Regions from separate parts of the Homo sapiens genome. Here region 1 is linked to region 2. A link is a loop called in an ENCODE intact Hi-C map of the cell type or tissue named here. Cell type or tissue: endothelial cell of umbilical vein. All regions are shown on one strand.

Evidence for each region. Hi-C counts contacts between places; a loop is a spot of excess contacts. Peaks named below come from ENCODE experiments on the same cell type or tissue, not always from the same donor. Only the 100,000 strongest peaks of a DNase experiment are listed, where the experiment ranks them.
Region 1: a loop joins it to region 2, with 2.1 times the contacts of the local background. A loop is called at or near these places in 4 of 110 quality-filtered maps.

The regions. Positions count from the first base shown.
Region 1 is chr12:9,237,889-9,245,888 of GRCh38, forward strand. MIR1244-3 (microRNA 1244-3) reads right to left here and starts at 1,663; the gene lies at 1,579-1,663. It overlaps LINC00987 (long intergenic non-protein coding RNA 987), which reads left to right and starts at 2,185. Exons shown (of 7, transcript NR_137434.2): 1 at 2,185-2,651; 2 at 3,230-3,571. It also overlaps the pseudogene A2MP1 and the pseudogene PTMAP4. RefSeq lists an enhancer at 2,519-3,718 and silencers at 7,137-7,186, 7,197-7,246. In endothelial cell of umbilical vein, no CTCF peak of the experiment used is centred here; no DNase peak of the experiment used is centred here; H3K4me3 peaks cover 523 bases; H3K27me3 peaks cover 302 bases.
Region 2 is chr12:9,131,989-9,139,988 of GRCh38, forward strand. It overlaps a transcript of KLRG1 not described here, the pseudogene BTG1P1 and a transcript of PZP not described here. Among named protein-coding and RNA genes, the nearest start is that of A2M, 20 kb to the left of the region's middle. In endothelial cell of umbilical vein, a CTCF peak has its summit at 3,489 (motif pointing right); no DNase peak of the experiment used is centred here; H3K27me3 peaks cover 259 bases.

The sequences.
Region 1 (8,000 bases), 110 kb after region 2:
TAAAACAAGGCAGGTCAGGAAGTGGGGAGGGGGCTCCCTATGGAAAAGCTCATTGATAAAAAGTCCTGTGTGAGCAGAGACTTTAAGTAAGTCAAGGAGCCAGATTTATCCAAACCTGGGGGAAGATACTTCCAGGAAAAAGGAACAAAAAGTAAAAGGACTCCAGAGACTGAAGCATGCTGGGTGTATTCCAATAGGAAGAAAGAGGTCAGTGTGGCCGGAACGGGTTAAGCGAAGGAGAGATTAGGAAGACGTGAAGTCATGGGGTAGCAAGGGTTTCTAAGTGGCATTAAAAACTTACGCTTTAACTTAGGGGGGATATGGGAGATTCCTGAAAGGGTTAGAGAAGAGGAGGGACACGATCTGACACATGTTTTAAAGGATCCCTCTCGCTGAAGGGGAACAAGAAGAGATGATCAGGAGACCAGTTAGAAAGCTATTGAGAGCCTGCAAGAGAAAGGACTAGAATAGTAGAGATGGAGAGAAGTGGGTAGATTCTGGATGCAATTTGAAGGTGGAATCGACTAGATTTGTGCATGGATTGGGTAGGGAAGATAGGGGAAAGAATGTAGTAAAGAACTCCAAAGTGTTTCTCCCTAGCAAATAGAAGAATGGATTTTTCATCATCTGAGATGAAGGAAATTGAGGGAGGAGCAGGTTTGTGAGGACGAGCAGATACTCAGTCTTAAACTTGCTGATTTTGATATGCCTATGAGACCTACAAGCCTGTAAGTGGAGAGTGGGCAGTTGAATACATGAGTTTGAGTTCAGGAAAAAGGTGTGGATCAAAGTTGTACAGTTTTGGACACAAGTACATAGTTGTTATTAAAGCCATTGACTAGATGATTTTATCAAGGGATCCTCGTATAGAGAAGAGAGATCTGCAGACTGAGCATTATCGTCAAGATGATTATAGGTGGCACAGAGTTGGGTTTTTAATGATAATTTAAATAAACTTAAAAAAGTGTTAGCTTTTCCCCTTCTCTTTCAATATAGTGGTAATTTTTGTATTGCTATATTAATGATATTGGTAAAATACTGGTTTTCTATACAAGTTAGTAACCTGGAGTTCCTCTTAAAATAACTTGTTTAAGTAAAAACATGAGTGCATTTAAACTGTCAATTGAACAGTAAATCATACTAGTGTCACACAGATATTTCAATATTTTGAACATGGTTTAGGAAGACATTTGAGAAACACAGAGGTATCAGAAAGAATCCTGTCCTGAGGTCAACAGCCTTAGACCTTATTATTAGGCAAGAGCTTTTAAGCTTTTAAGCAAGTCTTTTATTTCTCTATGCCCATTTCTTTATTCTTAAAATACAATAATAATAATTTATCCTAAAAAGTACTTTCTATTTATTTCCCTAAGAGGCTCATTCCAAGTGATTTTCATCAGAACAATGTTTTTCTTTTTTTTTTCTTTTTTTTTTTGCTAGAACAACTCAGCAAAATAAAATTCCTGTTTATTGTTGGACAACATTGTTTCACACATACATCAAACAGGCCAAAAAATAAAAATAAACAGCAACTTCATAGACAAAAAAGGAAAAAAAAGAAACCTTTTATCTTTGGCCTTTTTAACCATCTCATACAAACCAACTACTTATAGTACAGCTAAGTACATACACAAAAAAGTTACTGGAATGCTCGGAATAAGATGGTTTTTCTGTTGTCATTTTTGCATTTTTTACAAGTTTTTTTTTTCTCCTTTGAGATTATAATGAACATGGCCACACCACAAGTAAAGTGAGAAGTAGGACAGAGAACGCTCCGAAGGCTGGTTTGGTCATCCGAGATCATTAAAAATGGCCGACCCTAACAATATGTACAAAAATATAAAATGTAAATAAAAAATACAAGTTTCCTTTTTAAACTACTTTTAAGAAAAAAAAAAAGCAGGGCCTTGGAAGTTTTGGTTCTTTTTCCCTCCCCTGTTGCAAATTCTCATGGTTTGGGTTGGGTGGTGGAGAGCGCGTGTCATCTGCGGGTGGCACTGCCCACGGTGGGCGGGCGGGCCCCTCTACTCGAAGGTGACCACGTTTAGATTCTGAGACGGGAAGTGGAGGGTGAATAGGTCACGGCGGCCTTTTTTTTTTAGTTTAACTTTTCCTTTTTTGCCGTCTGGTCATCCTCGTCGGTCTTCTGCTTCTGGGTATCGACATCGTTATCCTCATCATCTTCAGCTGCCCGCTTGCCCGTAGCTGACTCAGCTCCCTCATCTTCATCTCCATCCTCTTCCTCACCATCACCTTCTTCCTCCCCACCTTCTTCCTCTTCTTCATCTACCTCGTTGTCAGCCTCCGGCTCCCCATTTTCCTCATTAGCATTCCCGTGAGCAGGGGCGTCTCTTCCATTTTCCGCCTCTTCCACAACTTCCTTCTTCTCCTTTAAGTCCTCGGTGGTGATTTCGGAGCTGGTGTCTACGGCTGCGTCTGACATGGTGGGGCACGCCGGTGACGCGATGCAGGGGATAAAAAAGAAAGCGACAGTTCAGGGACTCTGGCGATAAAGCTGCCGGAGTCCGCGGCGGCGGAGGCGGCTGCGGCGAGCAAGGAGGCTGACGACGCACAATGCAAAGACGGCTTTTCAGAGCAGCCAGTGGGGCAGGACAATGTTTTTCATCAAATGTCCTTAGATTTGGAGGAGGGTAAGAGTTGTTTTTTTTTTCTCTCTCTCTCTCAGAGAAAAGCATGCCCCCAAAAGACATTCCACAACTGCATACTCTGGCAAGTCACTTAACATGAAATTTTTCTCTATATATTACACTTACCTGATGCACAGGGCAGCGTGTTGAAAGTTTCCTCCTTTGCTATTCCTTCAGGCTTTATATTGACAAAAAAAAAAAAAAAAAGTAAAGCGATACTGAATGTATAAAAGAAAAATTAAACACTTGAAAGCAAAGGAGAAAATGGTGGTGAAAAATTGGATTGTAGATCTATCCACATTCTTGGGAATTAAATGTCACTGTGAGATGCATGTTAGATAATACTGTATGAAATAATAAGGGCTCTGAGACTCACAGAGAGTAGACTTACGTACCTCAACTAGTAAGGCCTTGACTACAGTGTCCTTCTGCGCAAGTGGTGGGACGTCAGTCAACTCATTGTCACACACTTCCTGAGAATGCATGGCTTCCGCAGTGGCTGTGAAATTCACCTTTCCTGGGGAATAAAGTTCTTAAGAGTTAAACGGTGATTCTATATTGAACAGTTTCTTCTTTTCCAGTTTCCCCAGTGTATCCAGTGGTTGTCTTCCTCTTGATTAATATTAAAGGAGGAGAAAAAGTGTGTATTGGGGTCAGTGCAGAAAACAAATCATCCAAGCACACGAAGTGGAATTTGCTAATAGCATTACTACTCACCCAGTGACTTCGGAGTCACAACCCAGGACACGGTTTTCCGCCCATTTCTACAGACACAGTGAGATTCTTCATTCTTCTCTGTTGGAACAGCCAGGAAAGCGGAAGAGACCTCCAGCTGCACAACGACCTGTCCCCCACACCCAACCACAAGTTTATGAAGGGATGCAGAACAGCATGAATACTGCAAAAGATGCTCTGTGCATCAGGTAAATGGACTGAGGGACAATGTCCATGAGTCCAGAGGCGCTGAGAAGCTGTGCAAATATGGTCAGCTCTATCAGACACTTTGTAGTTTAGGTGTTTGAAACAAGAAAATTGAAAAACTGACAGGAATTAGGATAAGTGTTTAGGATTTAGCCTTGTGCCAACAGAAGAAAGAGGTGTTTAGTGAAAAACATGAAACAATCAGGTGGACATAATGTCTGAATTTAGGAATACACAGATATAGGAGCCTGAATGAATATAACCTTACCACCTTGGGCCTGTCAGGTACCTTTTCTCTTAGTACCAGGTCTGCTCCAAAATTAGGATATATCATATGCAGTTCTGATTTCCTGGGTTACCTAGGAGACCTGGTAATGAATGGTGACTATCTTCTATTCTCATTCACTTCCAGAGAAGTGTCCTTACCCGAATGCAGGTGGACAAGCAGTTAAACACAGTGGCTTTGAGTGTGAAGGCTTCTCCTCGCACCACAGAATAAGGAAGGGTGAGTTCTAGGAAGAAAGGCTGGAAGGCTTGAAGAGACACGATAGGAGAGAGGCCAAACCCTGTGGTTCCAGACAAGCAGAATGCGCTGGCCTTCCACTCTGTGATGGTTTCAGGGACCTGGTCACCAGCTCACTTATACCTAATGAGCTAGTGAAGGAGCAGAGAAGAGGAGTATAAGCAAATCTTTTTTTTTTTTTTTTAACACAAAGCATGGCTGATCCTAGAACATGATAACTCAGTAACCTAGTGTGGTAAATGCTAAACTTGATCTAAGGGTTGGTGCTCCTGGTGAGGTTTAAAGTTTTTTTTCTCCCTACCTCCCTTACTCCCTCCTTCCCTCCCTCCCTTTATTTCTTCCTCTTTTCTTTCATTCTTTCCTTCCTTTTGTTCTTTCTTTCAATCTCCCTCCCCTCCCCTTCCCTTTCCTTTATTTAAGAGGGCTGGTAGCATCCTACTTTCTATTATCTTAGTTATCAATAGACTAAATTAGAAAAAAAATTAGCATTGTTTAATTATGAGATAAATGAACTATAAACCTAAATATTTACCAGAAAAGAGCAGAGCAGAACTAAAAGGATCAGGAATCCAGGATAACATCAGTCATACAGCAGGATTCAAACCCTCTCCTAAACTAAATTCCAGGCAACACACAACTTACTCAACTACCACCAAATCCCAGATCCAGGTCTCAGGGAAGTACTTCCGGACTATCTCTTTCACTTGCAATATCTGAGGTTCTTCTTCGATCATTGGGTACATTATTTCTACGGCTCCTGGGGGTACACCTCGCAGACCTGGTCCTGGAAGACAACACACAGGCCTCAGTGTGAACCTCATTTTTATCATCAATTTCTTATTGCTGCCTTATTTCTCAAATGGAATAAGGTCATACGCTCAGGGAATGTTTATTATTGGAACAATTTAACCTACCAGCTTGTTATTTTGTTCACTTTCCTATAAAAAGGCTAATCCTATTTTTTCTTCAAATAGAATCTAGAGCTAAATATATTTTTCTTTATAAATAAAAACAAATGACCTGTACATGTACCTCCTGAATCTAAAATAAAAGTTGATTAAAAAAAAACAAATGTAGCTCTCTCTAAGATGATTACTCAACTGGTGAAGGGAAGGATAAAGAGTAATTTAATACACCAAATATTGCTTTTACACTGAAATTGTGTTCACATGTCTTCTGTTTGCAGTGAGAATCAAACGAGGAATGGATATTAGCTAAGCAAGATGATTTCGGGAATGATTTTTTGTTTGTTTGTTTGTTTCGACATTGAATTAATATGGAGACATAAACAATAAGCAACAGGATTCAGTAAAGTATGTAGTATAGACAATAGGGAGTCAGGAATGAAAAGACAATCAACTTTAGTTAGGCCGGAAAAGACTTTACCAAAGCGGAACCTAAGATGATCATTCATGGATGGGAGGTGGAGGAGAATGGGGAGTTATTCCCAGGAAAGGACTGTGCAAATATATATACAAAGGTGGAAGGGTGCTTCACAGGGATAGTAAAAATTTACCCTCTAGAGTAGAATGGCTATTTTCAGGGTGTGTTTCCCATAATTAGGTAAACAGAAGGTATAATATATAATAAAACATAAGGCTAGGACAAATGAATAAGGTCTGTTAAGTGGGAGTTAGTTAGCTTGATAAAAAAGAAATTGATATTCCAGAAATCAGAAGATATACATATATATAAGATATATATAATCTTTACATATTGTTAACATTATCTTAAATATCTTTATTATAATATTATTCTATAATATATCTTCTGATCTCTGGGGCATCACTTTTTAAAGATAATTATATACGTGTGTAATTATAAATACATATATGATATATATATAAGATAATAGAGTTAGATGTGCTCTTTCAAAACCTTAAATGCAATAATCTTATGAATTCTGGAAGTATTGACTATGTTTGAGAAACAAGTGACATGAGAAAAGCAGTGTTTAAGAGTATGCAGGACAGATAGAGGTAAAGAAAAGCTGGAGGCAAGGAAGTTAAATTAGAATGGTTTTTCAGTAATCTAGTTATGAAATAATGACAGACAGATTAAAGTGCTGTAACTGAAAATGAGAAGGAAGAAAAGGATAAGCAACAAATACCAAAAGAAAAATTTGCATAGAATATTACAGAACATTTGGGGTCAAAGTGTAACGATGTACTCTGAGTTTTCAGGTTTTCTGAATCATACCTTTGTTTCCATTGATCTGTTTTCTCTTAGGTTGGAAAGAAAATACACACTTGGTGAAATGAAAGTCAATTAATCATGCTTTTCAGTTTCTTTTTTTTAAACAAACATGCCATTAAAGGAATCATGATTTTTTTTTTTTCATTTTATGGTCACAATACCTCAGTGAGTTTGGTGTTGTCATTCTGACTTCAGATTTAAAGAAACTGAGCCTCTAAAAGGTTAAGTGAGTCTGCAAATTTCCAAAGTCACATAGTCATAGCAGATAGGAGTGTGATGAAAAATTGTCCCTTTGTTCTTAAAACAGTGTTCTTTTTTCACTATACAGGATTTTTTTTTTTTTTCTGGTGAGGAAATATCCTTAATGACTCCTTTGTTTTCAATTAGAACATTACTCCTTGCCTTCCCAGGCAGTGAATCTGCTGTATTAAAATGTGTTTATTCTTTTTTTTTTTTTAACACTTTTTACTGCCATCCTCATTTTTTATTAAAAAGTAAATTTGGTAGACATTCAAGCATGCAGAGAAAAATTTCTCTAGGCCTGATGGCAGTAGAAAAGAATTTTGAGTTAGGCCTTTTGCAACATTTCCTGATTTCCAGGTATACTTGAAACACACAAAGAGACTATGCAGAGGTAGCGTATCTGCCAAAAGTTGCATTACTCTCTTTTGCTCAATATTACATAAATCCCTTCTCTTTCCATAAGAAGATATGACAGAGACAGTTAATATCCACATGAGCCTTCCCATTTCTCAGCCTCCTTTGCATTCAGGGCAGGAACATGGGCGGAAGTGATGTATACCATTCCCACTCCTGGCTTTAAGAGTCAAGTGCAACCTCCTTCCCCATGGGTATGACCTTGAAAGCCACGTTGGCGATGGCAGAGTCACCAGAGGAAAGCAGACTGGTTCTCTCTGACTCACTGTTTGGCACGGGGCTGTTCTGGAGAGTGTCTGAACTCACAAGTAGATTTTGTGTGAGCAAAAACCAAACCGTTAGGTGCTTACCCGCTGAGATGTGGGAGTTTGTTTGTTACTGCCATTGAATCTAATTCTGACTAATTCAGGTATTGACTCCATCATGGACAAGGAAGATCTAAAATGGCAAGACTATTAAAAGCAAAAACAAAAAGTTAGTTGATTTTGATGTCAAAGAGAAAATAATAATTGCTTAAAAATCCTCTATTTGAGGAAAAAGTATTATTTGGGGCTAACTTACCAAGAAGTTGCTGCAGTCTCAAGATCCAATACTTAGAAAAACAGGTTTTCATCTTAAACCAACCCAATAAAGCACCATTTTTCTTCTATTCTGTCAGACAAATAAATCACACCTTTACCTCCTATTATGCTGATACGCAATCCTCGTGGTAGACACAAAGTTGGCTTATGGATTTTTGAGTTGGTAAAAATATCTAATCCTATGGACTGAAAAAAATTGTTAAAGCATAGCGGCAATCCAATCTTGAGACTGTAAGTAGTTTCTTGAATTTGTATTGTACTTTCACTATTATGTTACATATAGTTCATACGCTCATCATGAAAATTACACAAAATGAGGAGAGCTATTTATAAATATGAAAACAGAGTCATAGACGGTCAAGTTCATTAAGCTATTGAGTGAATAGGAGTGGGAATTCAAACCCGTTTCTGATTCTTATTTCTAAATATTGTCTGGTATAATCTAATGCTCTTTAACTCTTTTTTGCATCCATA
Region 2 (8,000 bases):
GTAGGGCTTATGGGAAACATTTGCTTTCTTAAAAAGAAGAGTTGTAGTGGGCATACCCCTGAATGTCCTTCCTTGTTCTTACTTAATGGAAAATAGATGTGATATTTAATATTTCAATGACCATCTTGAGACAGCAAAGTAACAAGCAGGGGGATGAAGGTCTGCATGTTAAGGAAGTCTGAAAGATAAAATGGGCCTTGGTCCTCATCAGCATTATTGGGCAATTCTATCAACCTTGGAACACCAACCTATGGACTTTCCTATTTGTTTAAGCAGCTGCTAGTTGCTTTTCTGTTATTTATTGCCAGAGGGATTCCAGCTGATACAAAATATTTTCAAGATAGGTCAGTGTGATAAACGACATGGGTTGTGAAACAACATACAGTGTTAAGTCATCTGCAAGTACAGAAAGGAGGTCAACTTGACTGTGGCTTAGGGATTAGGCTAAAGAGAGAGAGAGTCAGAGCCCTGTGTGCCATGTGAAAGAATCTGGTTTCCATTCTGCAGGCAGTTGTGTAGATAATGAAGTGAGTTAGGCATGAGAGAAACATGATTACTCTGGCATGAATATGACACACACATTGGAGAAGGGCAATATAGTCAGCAGGAAGACCATTCAGGGGGCTAATTCAGTGTTCAGTTGGAAGAAAATGAGGGCCCAAAGTAAGATTACAACAGTGGGAAGAGTGAGAAAAAATATGGATTTCAAATGTACGTGATGTGACCTAATAACTACTTTAATATATATGGGCACATTGGAGAGAGAAGTTGTGTTACTGCAAATTATCACATCTGAAGCACCATTGAGGTAAAGGACACAATTTTCTAATAAAGTATTTAAAGAAAAAATTTCCACCTGATTAATGATTAGATGTATATCCAATTATGAAACACTACTGATCACAAAACACATCTTGATTTCAGAGATGTGAAAAGATGTGCCTCTTTGAATGAATGAAAACTGGTATAGCTAAACTAATATTTATAGATACTGTATGCCAGGCATTGTGATAGGCACCTTGCTTATTTCACTTAGTGAACTCAAAACTTTATGAAAAAGGTGTGGGTTTTTTTTTCATTTTAGAGATAAGTAAAGGATGATTGTAGATTTCCTACTAGGGCAAGTGCTGGGTTTGTTGCTAATAACAGATAGGGAAAGTAGACATATTGAATTTGAGGTTCTTTTGAGATATCCAGTGAAGCTATTCAAGTAGGGAGCTGGGCACAGAGTTCAGAAGTTAAAGAAAAAAGTGATTAATTGGGTTCAGTCAATATTTAAAGGCTGACAATGAGCCAAGCTCTTGAATTAGGTACTGGGGATGTGTGGCAAGTAAAGCAATCAAGTGGAGAGATGGATATTATTTAGTCAGTTCACAAGAATTTTAATGCATATTTTGTATCAGATACTGTTCTGTGGTTAACAAAAACCACATGTTCCTGCCATTGGGGATTATACATTCCTGTGGAAGAATACAGATCAAAGTATATAAACAAATAAATTAAATAAGGTAATTCCATATGATGATAAATGCTGTGAAAGAAAAAAATGTTTCTTTTCTTCCCTGAACATCCAGGGAGATCCAACATAGATTGTGCATTCAGTCAAGACCTCTCTTATGATATGGCATTTAAGCTGGGAATTTATCCTTGCAAAAAGGGAGAGGGCAAGTTATACAGCATTATAGGCAGAGGGAAGCATGTGCTAAACTCCCCAGACAGAAATAAAGTATTCAAGATTAGAGAGAGGGCCAATGTGCTGACACATCATCACCAAAGAGGGGAAAAGTATGAGGCAAGAGAATCACGGTGAAAATAGCAATCTGGGAGCTACCTATACACACTATTAAAAGTTGTAGAAATGAATGAAGAAAATGTAGAGTGCAAAGAACAAGCAGCATAGATCTAAATCTAGAAGAATCTCAACATTTAGAGATCTGATAAAGAAGAAGATATCCAGAAACTGGTCTGTGGAGGAGGGGCCTCAGAAGAAAAACAGAAAAGTGTTATTTTACAGAAATCAAAGGTAGAGATTGTCCTAGGAAGTATAGATTGTTGGGTTTAATGCTGCTGGCAAGAAGCCTGCTCTCAATATCAACCTTGGTAGAATTGGAAGGAAGTCTACAGAACTCTTCTTTCCCTGGTTAGACTTTGCCTGTCTTGGTCTCAATAACTATCATGGCAGAATTGCAGAATTGCACAAGGGACTACAGAACCCATGGTGTTGTGGAGAAGAATGCCACTTCCAATCTCTCCATCATTCCCCACCTCAAGTGCTTGACTCCGGTCTCAAGATGGAGGCTATAATCCAGACCTCTTCGTAAGAGAAAATCAAACTAATGCCTATACACCCATACATCTCTATTTACTTCGGTTGCTACAAGAAAAAGACACCAGGTGTCTTTTTTCTTTTAAAAATTTTATTTTATTGTGGTAAGAACATTTAACATGAGATCTCCCTTTTAACAAATTGTAAGTGTACAATATATTATTGTCGACTATAAGTACAACATTGTAGAGCAAATCTCCAGAGCTTATTTACCTTGCTTCACTGAAATTTTATGTCCATTGATTACAAACTCCCCGTTCCCTCTTCAGTTTAGCCCCTGATAACCACTGTTTTACTCTTTGATTCTATGAATTTGGCTGTTTTAGATAAATCATGTAAGTGGAATCATGCAGTATTTGTCTTTCTGTGACTTATTTCACTGAGCATAATGTCCTCAAGATTCATTAGTTTTGTCGTATACAGAATTTTCTTCTTTTTAAAGAAGTTCGCCCTTCGGTGCTGGAAAGGCAACTGTTGGGATCTTCAGAGGCTCTGCAGCCAGGGGTGGAGGCAGCTGGGGAGGTCCTAGCCATGTAACCAAACCGCCATCGCTCCTCTCTTCCTCTCTTCTGCCTCTTCCTGTCTAGAAAATAACTTTTTTACTCTAATGAAAGAAAAAAGTAGCTGTCTGCCCCTCACACCCTTTCTTCCTGTCAGCCCTCTGCTCTGTGAGGAAGCCCTGGGGGCTGCTCAGCTGCTGAGGCAGCGCAGCCGAGCCCCGGCGTTCCCGGGCCGCCCCACCTCTGCCTCCTTGCATCCCTTCTACCCCAGAGCCACCACCAGGGTAGGCGAGATGGCCGCCTCCATGTCCTTCGTCTCCAAGTTTCTCCACAGCAAAGGGCTCACGAACGGGCAACAGCTGCAGACCTTCAGCCACAGCCTGCAGGAACTGCTGACAGAACATTATAAACATCACTGATTCCCAGAAAAGCCATACAAAAGATCAAGTTATCTTTGTATTCGCATCAACCATGAAATGGATCCCCTGGACAGGCAGCACAGTGGATTGGACCGAGCAGTCAGGAGCTGTTCAAGCTTTTCCCAAGTGAACTCACACTCTGGGTTGGACTCACGCTCACCTCAACCTATGAGATGTCTGTCCTGCAGAATTGGAGAAGATGGCTCCATCTGTGTGCTGTATGAAAGCCCCACCAGCAGGGGGTAGCACTCAAAACAGCACCGACATACAAATGGTAGACAGCTGAATAAACTGTAAGGACGAATTTCTCTTGGGCAGAACCAGCCCTTCCAAAAACTACAGTATGATGACTGTATCAGGTTAAGATGGATCATCTTATAGTGCATGGATAAATTTGATTTTGGCTTTGGGTGGGCTCCTATTGGGGATGGATTATGGAATTTAAACCATGTCACAGCTGTGAAGATCCGGCACAAGATAGAGTGGTAAACATTTTTTTAAAAGTGACAGTGCCATAGTTTGTACAGTATCTTTCAATAATTTAATAGCCTATGAGTCCAAGTAAATGATCACTTTATTTGCTAGGGAGTGAAGTCCTAGAGTGATTTCAGCTTCTCCCAGACATACTTAAATTTTTACATCAATTCCTTTAAAGAAAATCCGTATGTCAAAGAACCTTTCTCTGTAGTAGATCTCGCAGAGGAATTTGAACTATCACACTTGAAAATTATTGTTTACCTTTTTGGCAGCTCAATAGGGGAGCTCAACGTTTTAAACATAGTAGTACTGGAAATTTTACGACAAGACTTTTACCTAGCAAATATTTCTAAATGTACATAAAGACAAGCTAGCAAACATGACCTGGGAAAATGGTCAGACTTTGTATTGTGTTTTTGACCTTGAAAGTAGCAAGTGACCAGAATCTGCCATGGCAACGGGTTTTTAAAAAGACCCTTAGAAAGACTGTTTCAACTGTGGTGTTGGCACCAGCCAGCTCTACGTACATTTGCTAGCTTGTAGTTTTCTAAGACTGAGTAAACTTCTATTTTAGAAATTGGAGGTCTGGTTTGTAACTTTCCTGGGTAAAAGTATTTTCATCTATTTTGTGAACTTTGTTAATCATCTTTTATTTGGTAAATTATGAATGGGTATACATTTGTACAGTTCGTGTATATTGATTGTGGCAAAGTTGTATTGATTTCTATATTTTGGATGAGAAATTTTTCTTCTGTAATAAATTGTTTCTTATCTTGGCATTTAAAAAAGGCAATATTCCATTGTGCATGTGTGTGTGCATATATGTGTGCATATATATATGCATGTATATATAATATGCATATACATATATACAAATATAGATGAATATATACACCATGTTTCCATAGCAGTTGCACCATTTTGCATTAACACCAACAGTATACAAAGATTCCAGTTTTCTCCACATCTTTGCCAACCACTTGTTGTCTTTTATTTGATAATAGGCATCCTGACATGTGTGAAGCGATATCTCATTGTGGTTTTGATTTGCATTTCCCTGATTAGTGGCATTGAGCATTTTTTCATATACCTATTGGCCATTTGTATGTTTTCTTTTGAAAGATGTCTACTCAGATCCTTGCCCATTTTAAAGTCATGTTATTAGTTTTTTTGCTGTTGAGTTGAGTTGTAGGAGTTGCTTATATGTTTTGGATAGCAACCCCTTGTCAGACACATGGTTTGCAAATATTTTCTACCATTCCATATGTTGTCTTTTCACTTTGTTGATTATTCCTTTGCTTTGCAAGAGCTTTCCAGTTTGACATAGTTCAACTTATTTGTTTTTGTTTTCGTTGTCTGTGATTTTGGTGTCATATCCAAGAAATCATTGCCAAGACCAAGATCATAAAGCATGTCTTTTATTTTTTCTTATATCAGTTTTACAGTTTCAGGCCTTACTTTTATGTCTTTAATCCACTTTGAGTTAATTCTTGTGTATGGTGTAAGATAAACATCAAATTTTATTGTTTTGCTTATGGATATACAGTTTTCTCCACACCATTTGTTGAAGGGACTATCCATTCCCCCTAGTGTATTCTTGGTACCCTTGTCAAAGACCAGTTGACCTTTTATGGGTGCATTTATTCCTGAGATCTCTATTCTGTCATTGATGTTTATCTGTCTTTATGCCAGCACCATACTGTTTTGATTACTGTGGTTTTGTACTAAATTTTGAAATTAGGAAGTGTGAGTCCTCCAGCTTTCTTCTTCTTTCTCAAGATTGATTTTGTTATTTGTGGTGTTTTCTCATTCCCTATAAATTTTAGGATTTCCTTTTCTATTTTTTTAAACAATACCAATGTGATTTTGACAGGGGTTGCATTGAATCTATAGATTGCTTTTGATATTATGGTTATTTTGACAATAGTAAATCTTCCAATCAATGAACATGGTATATATTTTTATTTAATTGTGTCTTAATTTCTTTCATCAATGTTTTTGTTTCCAGACACAGGTCTTTCACTTCCTTGGAAAAGTTTTTCCTTAAGTATTTAATTCTTTTTTGTGCTATTGTAAATGGGATTGTTGTCTTAATTTCCTTTTCAGAGTTTATTGCTAGTGTATAGAAATGCAACTGATTTTTGTAAGTTGATTTTGTAGCTTGCAATCTTACTGTATTTGTGTATTAGTTTTAACAGTTTTTTAAAATGGAGCCTTTGGGATTTTTAATACATAATATAATGGCATCAGCAAACAGGAAAAAGTTTATCTCTTCCTTTCTGATTTGGTAGGCTTTAATTTATTTTTCTTACCTAACTGTTCTGGCTAGGGCTTTGGTTCTATATTGAATAAAAGTGGCAAGAGTGGGCATCATTGCCTTGCTCCTGTTCTTAAAGGAAAAGCTTTCAACTTTTCACCGTTGAGTCTGATATTATCTATGGGCCTTTCATATATAGCCTGTATTATGTTGAGATACTCTCCTATTTATAGTTTCTTGAGAGTTTTTAACATGAAAGAATGTTGAATTTTGTCAAATGCTTTCTCTGCTTGTATTTATATAATTATGTGATTTTTTTTCCCTTTATTCTGTGAATGTGGTACAAATTTATACATACTGAACCATCCTTGCATCCTGGGAATAAATACTACTTGGTCATGATGTATGATCCCTTTAATGTGCTGTTGGATTCTATTTCCTAATATTTTTAAAATATTTTTTGCATCTATATTCATCAGAGATATTGGCCTGTCATTTTTTTTTTCTTGTAGTGTCCTTGTCTGGCTTTGGTAGCAGTGTGCTACTGGCCTTATAAAATGAGTTTGGAAGTGTTCTCTCACTTTTTGGAAGCATTTGAGACTGATTGGCACTTTTTTAAAAAAATGTGTATTAGAATCTACCTGTGAAGCTATCTGATCCTGGGTTTTTATTTGTTAGAAGGATTTTTGTTATTCATTAAATCTCCATACTAATGATAGGTCTGTTCAAACTTTCTTGATTTTTACTTTTGACATGTTTTGTGTATTTGGGAATTTACACAATTCTTCTAGGTTATTCGATTAGTTGACATATTTGTTCACTTATGATCATTTTTATTTCTAAAAGAGCAGTTATAATGTATCTTCTTTCATTTCTTTTTTTTTAGTCTAAATAAGGGTGTGTTAATTATTTTTTTCAAAAAACCCACTGAGCCTCTTTGATTTTTTTCTTTTCTTGTTTTATTTATTTCTTCTCTAATTTTTGTTATTTCTTTCTCTGCTAATTTTGAGCTTAGTTTGTTCTTTTTCTAGCCTCTTGAAGTATAAATTTGGGTTGATTATTTTAGATCTTTGTTCTTTGTTAATGTAGGTATTTATCACAGTAAACCTCCTTCTTAATAGTGCTTTTGCTGAATACCATAATTTTAGTGTTTTTTATTTTTGTTTTCATTTGTATTAAGGCACTTTAAATTCCTTCTTGATTCCTTCTTTCACTCAATGACTTTTCAAGAGTCTGTTGTTTAATATCTATGTATTTTTTATTTTTCCAGTCTTCCTTCTGTTATTGATTTATAGTTTAATTTTGTTGTGGCCAGAAAGACACTTGGTGTGATTTCAATCTTTCTAAATTTGTTATAACTTATTTTGTGACTTAATATGTGACTTATCCTGGGGAAGGATCTGAGTGCACATGAGAAGAGTATGTATTCAGCTGCTGTTTGGTGGAATATTCTGCATATGTCTGTTTGGTCCATTTGGTCTATTGTGTTATTCAAGTCTGCTGTTTTCTTATGGATACAGATTTCTGTCTGAATGATGTATCCATTATTGCAAATAGTATTGAAGTTTCCTACTATTATTTTATTGCTCCCTATTTCTCTTTTCTGTTTTTCCAATGTTTGCTTTATATATTTAGGTGTTCTACTGTTGGATGCATATATAATTGTAATTGTTATATATTCCTGTTGAATTGACCCTTTTATCATTATAAAATTTCCCTTTTGGTCTCTTGTAACAGTTTTTAACTCAGTCTATTTTATCTGATATAAGTGTAGCCACTCCTCCTGTAAGAGTTAAAGAAAGAGGAAAGAAACATGAAAAATGGCTCAACAGTGAAAGACAGGTTTATTTTGGAGAATAAACCTGAGAGGGGATTCTGACCAATTTTTGGTCAGGACCACTCTCTCTTACAGACTAAGAGTATTTAAGGGTTTTAGGGTAAGAGAGCTTATCACAGGCTTGGAATGTTTCTGTGTGGAGGAGAAGTTTATTGTGGGGTTGGAATGTCTCTGGTCAGAGGGG